2 separate regions of the Homo sapiens genome follow, and region 1 is linked to region 2. A link is a loop called in an ENCODE intact Hi-C map of the cell type or tissue named here. Cell type or tissue: PC-3. All regions are shown on one strand. Each heading gives the region's core, and the rest is flanking DNA. Links, peaks and the distances in the headings are about the cores only.

Region 1 (2,500 bases), core at 1-2,500, 250 kb after region 2:
ACCTCACCCAGCCTATGAGGTTTTAATAGCATAAGTTGTAGCATCCTTAATGTGTTGAATAAGGCAAATTTGAAAAGACTGATGCTATGGAAAATATAACTTTAAGCATGAGTACAATACAAAGCTCATTACTAAATTTTCATACCAATTTTTATATTTATCACTGGCCCCAGGCTTCCCAAGTATTTAGGGTCAACATCTTTACCTTTGGTACCCAAAGTGTAGGTCTTAAAATGGCAGCATTTGCCTGGCACAGTGGCTCACGCCTGTAATCCCAGCACTTTGGGAGGCTGAGACAGGTGGATAACTTGAGGTCAGGAGTTCTAGACTACCCTGGCCAACATGGTGAAACCCCATCTCTACTAAAAATACAAAATTAGCTGGGCATTGTGGCGAATGCCTGTAATCCCAGCTACTTGGGAGGCTGAGGCAGGAGAATTGCTTCAACCTGGGAGGCGGAGGTTGTATTGAGCTGAGATCGTGCCACTGCACTCCAGCCTGGGTGAAAGAGTGAGACTCTGTCTCACAAAAAATAAAAAATAAAAAAAAATAAGGCCGGGTGTGGTGGCTCACGCCTGTAATCCCAGCACTTAGGGAGGCCGAGGAGGACGGATCACCTGAGGTCAGGAGTTTGAAACCAGCCTGACCAACATGGAGAAACCCTATCTCTACTAAAAATGCTTAATTACCTGGGTCTGGTGGCACATTCCTGTAATCCCAGCTACTCGGGAGGCTGAGGCATGAAAATCGCTTGAACCCGGGAGACGGAGGTTGTGGTGAGCCAAGATCACGCCATTGCCCTCCAGCCTGGGCAACAAGAGTGAAACTCCGTCTCAAAAAAAAAAAACGGCCAGGCTCAGTGGCTCACACCTGTAATCCCAGCACTTTGAGAGGCCAAGGCAGGAGGATTCCCTGAGCTCAGGAGCTCAAGACCAGCCTAGGCAGTGTAGCAAAACCCGGTCTTTACAAAAGTAAAAATTTTTTTAATTTGAAAAAATTAGTCAGTAGGGGGTGGGTGGTGGCAGGTGCCTGTAGGCCCAGCTACCCAGGAGACTGAGGAGAGAGGGTCACTTGAGCCCAGGAGTTTGAAGCTGCAGTGAGCTATGATCACACCACTGTACTCCAGCCTGGGTGACAGAGCAAGACCTTGTCTCTAAATAAAAAAGAAAAAGGAGGGAGATTAGGATTTTGCTTTGGGACTGGTGAAAGGAGGGCAGGAGAACTCTGAGAGATTGTTTCCTGAGGCCTGCCCCTGAGGCTTAACACACCTAAAAGACTGTAACAAGGGCTAGAGGAGTTATAAGCCAGGAACTGTGCAGAAACATGTATATATGTATGTTTTATATATGATAATATATGTATATTTTAACACCCCACATATTAAAAATCCAGATTTCCTTTGCCCCTGAAAGATCAGGAAGACTTGGCCACGCTGGACCTTCATTCTGCCCAGCAGCACTTGCCTTGGGCTGAACTGTTGCTGCCACCTCCTGGCCAGCTTCACTTCTTTCCTGCACTAGTGTCTGATTTGGATCCTGATCTAGATTGGTATGGAGCACCCTCTAATACATGTGCACAAGAGATTATATAAGGTGTCATGGATGCACAACAAAGGTGGTGACACTATTCCCTACAATCTGCAACCTTCCACCTGGAATGTATTGTCCATGTGGGCATCCAAGGCGACCTTTTAAGTCCTACAGGATAGGGAAGATTTTTCATGTGACACCTGTGAGGGAATGTGCATGTCCTTCCTCAGCCTTCAGCTTTCTGGAGTAGATAAGGGATTACTAAACCACTGTTTCATGTCAGTATCTGGCCTTATTTATTAAATCAGCAAAACAACACAAAACATGTCATTAGACACTAAGCTTAAAAATGACATTTCAGGCCAGGCACGGTGGCTCAACCTGTAACCCAGCACTTTGGGAGGATGAGGTGGGCGGATCCCCTGAGCCTAGGAGTTGGAGACCAGCCTGACCAACATGGTGAAACCTCGTCTCTACTAAAAATACAAAAATTAGCTGGGAATGGTGACGTGTGCCTGTAATCCCAGCTACTTGGAATGCTGAGGCAGGAGAATCGCTTGAACCCGGGAGGCAGAGGTTGCAGGGAGCTGTAATCATGCCACTGCTCTCTAGCCTGGGCAACAGAGTGAGACTCCGTCTCCAAAAAAAAAAAAAAAATGACATTAAAAAAAAATGACATTTCTTTTGAGCAGTGTTCCTTTGTATTTTAATAATCCTGTATTTAATATAGATTAAGTAAATATTTAAGTTATAATGGATGTCACATAAAATTTCCTTTAAAGATAGGTAAGAAGATAAAATAGATACTTAAAAGGAAATAAGGGAGTCAAAATACTAGAAAAAAAATCAAACACAAAAGGCGGCAGTAATGGAGAAAACATAAGTGAAAGATGCCGGACACAAAGGACCACATGTTTATGATTCCACTTATAGAAAATATCCAAAATAGACAAATCCATAGAAATAGGATC
Region 2 (5,588 bases), core at 338-2,837:
CCAGCTGACAACTGACCACAACTTCACTAGACTCTGGGCCAGAACAGCCCAGCTAAGCTGCTCCTAAATTCCTCACCCACAGGTGAGGATATAATTAAATTAGTAACTGTGAAGATATAATTAAATTAGTACTGTTGTTTTTAGCCACTAAATTTTGGAGTGATTTGTATACATTTTTAGGTAAATAATTCACCAGGTAAGTCCTTTGACCTTTCCTATCGGTAAAAGGAAAAGGCTTCTTACTTTTCTCCTTTGCTTGGCCCACAACTAAGGATTAAACAATGAATTATTGGCTGGGCGCAGTGGCTCACCTGTAATCCCAGCACTTTGGGAGGCTGAGGCGGGCAGATTACCTGAGGTCAGGAGTTCAAGACCAGCCTAGCCAACATGGCGAAACCCTGTCTCTACTAAAAATACAAAAATTAGTCAGGTGTAGTGGCACGCACCTGTAGTCCCAGCTACTCAGGAGGCTGAGGCAGGAGAATCGCTTGAACCCAGGAGGTGGAGGTTGCAGTGAGCCAACATTGTGACACTGCACTCCAGCCTGGGCAACAGAGTGAGACTCTGTCTCAAAAAAAAAAATTAATTATTATATCATGTAAGAATGAAGAGCTACAAAGGAGGTGCTGATATTCCTAAGTCTATAATCAATAAGCATCATTAACAAGGAAATAGGAGACATGATTCACAGGTTGCAAATAACCCATTAAATAGTGAGGGCAACCAGCCCCAGTGGCTCACATCTGTAATCCTAGCACTTTGGGAGGCCGAGACGGGCAGATCACCTGAGGTCAGGAGTTCGAGACCAGTCTGGCCAATATGGTGAAACCCCGTCTCTACTAAAAATACAAAAATTAGCCAGGCGTGGTGGTGCTCACCTGTAATCCCAGCTACTAGGGAGGCTGAGACAGGAGAATTGCTTGAACCCGGGAGGCAGAGGTTGCAGTGAGCCAAGATTGCGCCACTGCACTCCAGCCTGGGCAACAGAGCAGAACTCCGTCTCAAATTCAAATAATAATAATAATAATAATAATAATAATAATAATGATGAGGGCAAATGCCGTTACAGGATCTCTGGGTAGCTGTTATCAGGACTGTAATTTTGCACAGCCTTTTTGAAGAGCAATTTGGGAGTATCATTAAATTTTAAATGTGTATACCCTTTATAAAAAAAAGAAAACTCTGTGTGGTAGAAGAGGCCTGGACGCACTGTCCCCTAGCCATCTCCTCTGAGGGTGCAGGCTTGTTTCGATACCCAGTGCTGAATCCAGGCTGAACAAGGAGAGAACCTGGACTAGGACTCCAGTTCCATCACTGCTATTCTATTCCAAAGGACTCACACGTCTCTAATCATGGAGTATTTGCTCCTCCAGGGGGCAGAAGCAAACAGGGAAACACCAGACTCAAAGCTCTTTTGTGTACTTATCTCAAGATTGGTTCACTTCCCTCAAAACCTCTCTTCACTGATAAATGTCCTTCCTTATCAAACAAAGTCCTTGAAAGAAAACTTCACCACATTCTCCCTGCCCATGCTGATATGTAAGGCTTGGACAGAACAAATGCTGTACTGTGCCTTCCAGCTCTTTCCTTTATTTGTGCTCCCTGGAGGTTCTGGCTGGGGAAGCCCCTGTCACATGACTGTGAGCAGACAGCTGTGTGGTGCAGGGCAAAAGAGGAACCAGCCTTGGAATCACAAGATGTGGGTTTAAGTCCTAGTTCCTCCATCTCCTCCTACTAGGGTCTGAATCTTGCATGGTCTTGGAAGAGACTGAGCTATAACAGCAGAGAAGCTAGGAAGGAAATGGGAATCTGAGGTCTGGGGCAGAAAATCCTTACCTAAAAGAACAGAAGAAAAATGGCTAAAGCTGGAGGTGAAGCCAAAAACCATGCAGGTCCCAAGTGCCAATAAGAATAGCAGGTCTGAGCCTCAGACAAGACACAGCATTGCTTAAATATCCTGTGGCAAGGGAGTCACTCCACAGGCCCAGCCTGAAGACATTACCGCTGACATTTCCCATTAACGTCACAATTTTCCTCTATGAGGTGGTGAGGTGGAGTGGGAAGGGCTGTTAGCTGGCACTTGCAACTTTATTGCGCCAGCAAGAACATGCATACAGCCCAGTCTAACGTACAGGATCAAAAAGGTAATGACAGTGTGACTTTGAGTCAGTTTGAGTCAGCCCCAGTTTATTCATCTATAAAACAAGATTAAAACTAATGCTTGGCCAGGTGCAGTGGCTCACACCTACAATCCCAGCACTTTGGGAGGCTGAGGTGGGAGGATGGCTTGAGCTCAGGAGTTTGAGACCACCCTGGGCATCACAGGGAACCCCGTCTCTACAAAAAATAAAAAAACTAGCCAGGCATGGTAGTACAAGCCTGTAGTCATCACAGCTACTCAGGAGGCTGAGGCAGGAGGATCTCTTGAGCAGGAGGTTCTTCAAAAGGTGACTGTGAGGGCAGGGTACAGTGGCTCATACCTGTAATCCCAGCACTTTGGGAGGCCAAGGCGGGTGGATTGCTTGAGCTGCAGAGTTTGAGACCAGCCTGGGCAACATGGCGAAACCCCATCTCTACCAAAAATACAAAAATTGGCTGGGCATGGTGGCACGCATCTGTGGTCCCAGCTACTTGGGAGGCTAAGGAAGGAGGATCACTCGAGCCCAGGAAGTGGAGGAGCCAAGATCGCTCCACTGCACTCCAGCCTGGGTGAAAGAGTGAGACTCTGTCTCAGAAAAAAGGTGACCGTGAGGATCCAATGAGATTTCTGTAAAGATGCTTTGCAAACTGTGTTTATTCAAATATAAGATATTGACTTTAAAGGAAATAAAGGCAGCCATTTCAAAGTACAAATCACCAACCTTATGGTGTTGCACATCTCTCATGGAATCTCTCTCTTAGGACCTGGAGGGAGGTCTCTATATTCTAAACTAAAATGGGCTCAGAGCAGACAGAGTCCATATCCTATGTAGGTAGGACAGTAACTGTTTTGTCCTTGCACATAAATAGAGGAAGAAAAACTTGGGGGCTGGGTTTGGAAAATAAAATTTCAACAAACTACAGAAGACCCACTTCTCCTTCTAGAACCCACCCTGGAAATCCCACACTCAACCCAGTCTGATCTCCGTAAATTTCAACTGTTCTTTAGAACTTCTGGAAATGATGTGGGGGGGTGGGGAGGGGAAGGGCAGGGGTTCTTCTGGCCTTGCAGTTAGTACAGGGCTGTTCATTCAAGGCTAGGGTCAGCACTACTCACAGGTTTGAGGACTTCACAGATAAACCAAAAAAACCAAAATACAGTAAAATGTCATGACTTCATTAATTTAGAATTTGTTTTGATCTAAATGAGGATACATTTATCTTGACAATTTCTATGAAAAGGGCTTCATTAAATAAATGTATAAAATAAACAAGAATGAGGGAATGCTTCACCAGTTAATTTACAATCACATATTGAGTACCTTTAATAAGCCCAGTGTTAACTGCTATAGAGCACATGGGTAAAACATAAGATGGGCAAAACATTCTTAGTGAAAAAGGGAGTTCTGAGGTCAAACGTGTTTGGGAAATGCAAGGTGGACAAGGCTAAAATAGGTTTCTTCGCAGGAAGAATTCTCAGAGCCTTTAATAGGTCAATATGCATTGCAAATCTCTGAGGGGGAAGAGATTAGGCAGCGCTTCTCAAATTTACTTGACCGGAAAACTCTTGTTTTACAAAGTTCCCCTTATTGCCTACAGAAACACTTGGACAAGAGAATACATATCAAATATATGATGTACTTCAATCAAAGAGCTTATAATCTTGTTGGGGAAGCAAAGCTTATAAATACGCATAAAACAAAGATTACGTGGTGGCTCATGGCCATAATCCCAGTGCTTTGGGAGGCCAAGGCAGGAAGATCACTTGAAGCCAGGAGTTCAAGACCGCCCTGGGAAATACAGCAAAAGACCCTGTCTCTATAAAAAACAAAGTTAGCCAGACATGATAGCATGTGCCTGTAGTCCCAGCCACTCAGGAGGCTGAAGTGGGAGGATTGCTTCAGCCCAGAAGTTTGAGACCAGCCTGGGCAACATAGTGAGACCCTGTCTCTACAGAATATTTTAAAAATTAGATGGATGTGGTGGCGCCTGTGTGTAGTTCCAGCTACTTGGGAGGGTGAGGTGAGAGGATTGCTTGAGCCCGGGAGGTGAAGGCTGCAGTGAGCCATGATTGTACCCCTGTGCTCCATTCTGGGTGATAGAGCAAGACCCTGTCTCAAAAAAGAAAAGGAAAGTACAGAAAAATGTTCAAGCTTTTCAGAAAGAGCAGGATAGAAAAAAAAAATACTTCCTCTTGGCCAGGTGCGATGGCTCATCCCCGTGATCCCAGCACTTTGGGAGGCCGAGGCGGGCGGATCACCTGAGGTCAGGAGTTCAAGACTAGCCTGGCCAACATGGTGAAACCCCATCTCTACAAAAATACAAAAATTAGCCGGGCATGATGGCGGGTGCCTGTAATCCCAGCTACTCAGGAGGCTGAGGCGGAGAATCGCTTGAACCCGGGAGACAGAGGTTGCAGTGAGCCAAGATAACGCCATTGCACTCCAGTAGCCTGGGTGACAGAGCGAGACTCTGTCTCAAAAAAAAAAAAAACTTCCTCTTAAAATCTGCAAACATCGTCTTTTATTTTTATTCAAGGGCCTTAAAAACAACCAGAGCTTTAGGCCAAGCCGTAAAGCCCATCTGTCAGAGATGTGAGACGCTTGCTTCTATATTCCTAACAAGATAAAAGTCCAGTGCTTAAAGATGACCCACCAGGGCCTAGCACAGGTCCAGCTTTGCTGTCACTGACACAGATGACACAACACCAAAGACTTATTTTTCAATTCTACCAAACTGAGATAATTAGTTCCCAAATCCCTGAGCATTTACTTCTGCCTCAAGAAGAGGTTACTGAACTCCATAAGAATTCTTCTCAAGAAAGAACTACCAAAGAATAACCTTATTTCATGCACAACACAGCTCTGAGATCAGACTCCACCTCATTGCCTTAATATTTGCTTCACACAGGGCCAAGCATGGTGCTTTGCACATAGTAGGCCCTCAACGAACATTTACTGGACAAACAAAGAAATAAAGCTTTAAATACTTGGGGGACTTGCATGCTTTTTGGATAAAAGTCTGGTTTTTTGAGGAGAGAAGGGAAGATAGGTAGAAGAGAGTCTGCTAAACTCTAAAGATAAAAAGGAATGGCTTTTAGAAACACACTGACACTGGGAGAGCTTATTCCTTCATTCATTCACCCAACAATTATTTATTGAACACCTACATAGCAGGTATTCTTCCAGGTACTGGAGACCCATAGTAGGAGATAGATAAACTCCCTCACCTTCATGGAAATTATATTGAGGCAAAGTAGTTAAAAGCATAGGTTTTGGAGTCCAGCTTTTGAATCCCAGCTCAATCAGTACTAGAGAAGGTAGGAGTGTAGTTCACTGCTCAGCTTCCTCACCTTGAAAATGGAGAGAATAAGCCAGGCATGATGGCTGACGCCTGTAATCGTAGCACTTTGGGAGGCTGAGGTGGGCAGATCACAAGGTCAGGAGATC

Evidence for each region. Hi-C counts contacts between places; a loop is a spot of excess contacts. Peaks named below come from ENCODE experiments on the same cell type or tissue, not always from the same donor. Only the 100,000 strongest peaks of a DNase experiment are listed, where the experiment ranks them.
Region 1: a loop joins it to region 2, with 5 times the contacts of the local background. A loop is called at or near these places in 34 of 110 quality-filtered maps.

The regions. Positions count from the first base shown.
Region 1 is chr2:200,904,884-200,907,383 of GRCh38, reverse strand. No RefSeq gene overlaps it. Among named protein-coding and RNA genes, the nearest start is that of NIF3L1, 17 kb to the right of the region's middle. In PC-3, for the core only: a CTCF peak has its summit at 1,507 (motif pointing left); a DNase peak (open chromatin) is centred at 1,483.
Region 2 is chr2:201,154,311-201,159,898 of GRCh38, reverse strand. The region is part of intron 8 of CFLAR (CASP8 and FADD like apoptosis regulator); the gene reads right to left. CFLAR-AS1 (CFLAR antisense RNA 1) reads left to right here and starts at 2,107. Exons shown (of 7, transcript NR_040030.1): 1 at 2,107-2,144. RefSeq lists enhancers at 1,379-1,708, 1,729-1,808. In PC-3, for the core only: a CTCF peak has its summit at 1,387 (motif pointing right); DNase peaks (open chromatin) are centred at 1,378 and 2,138; H3K27ac peaks cover 1,560 bases.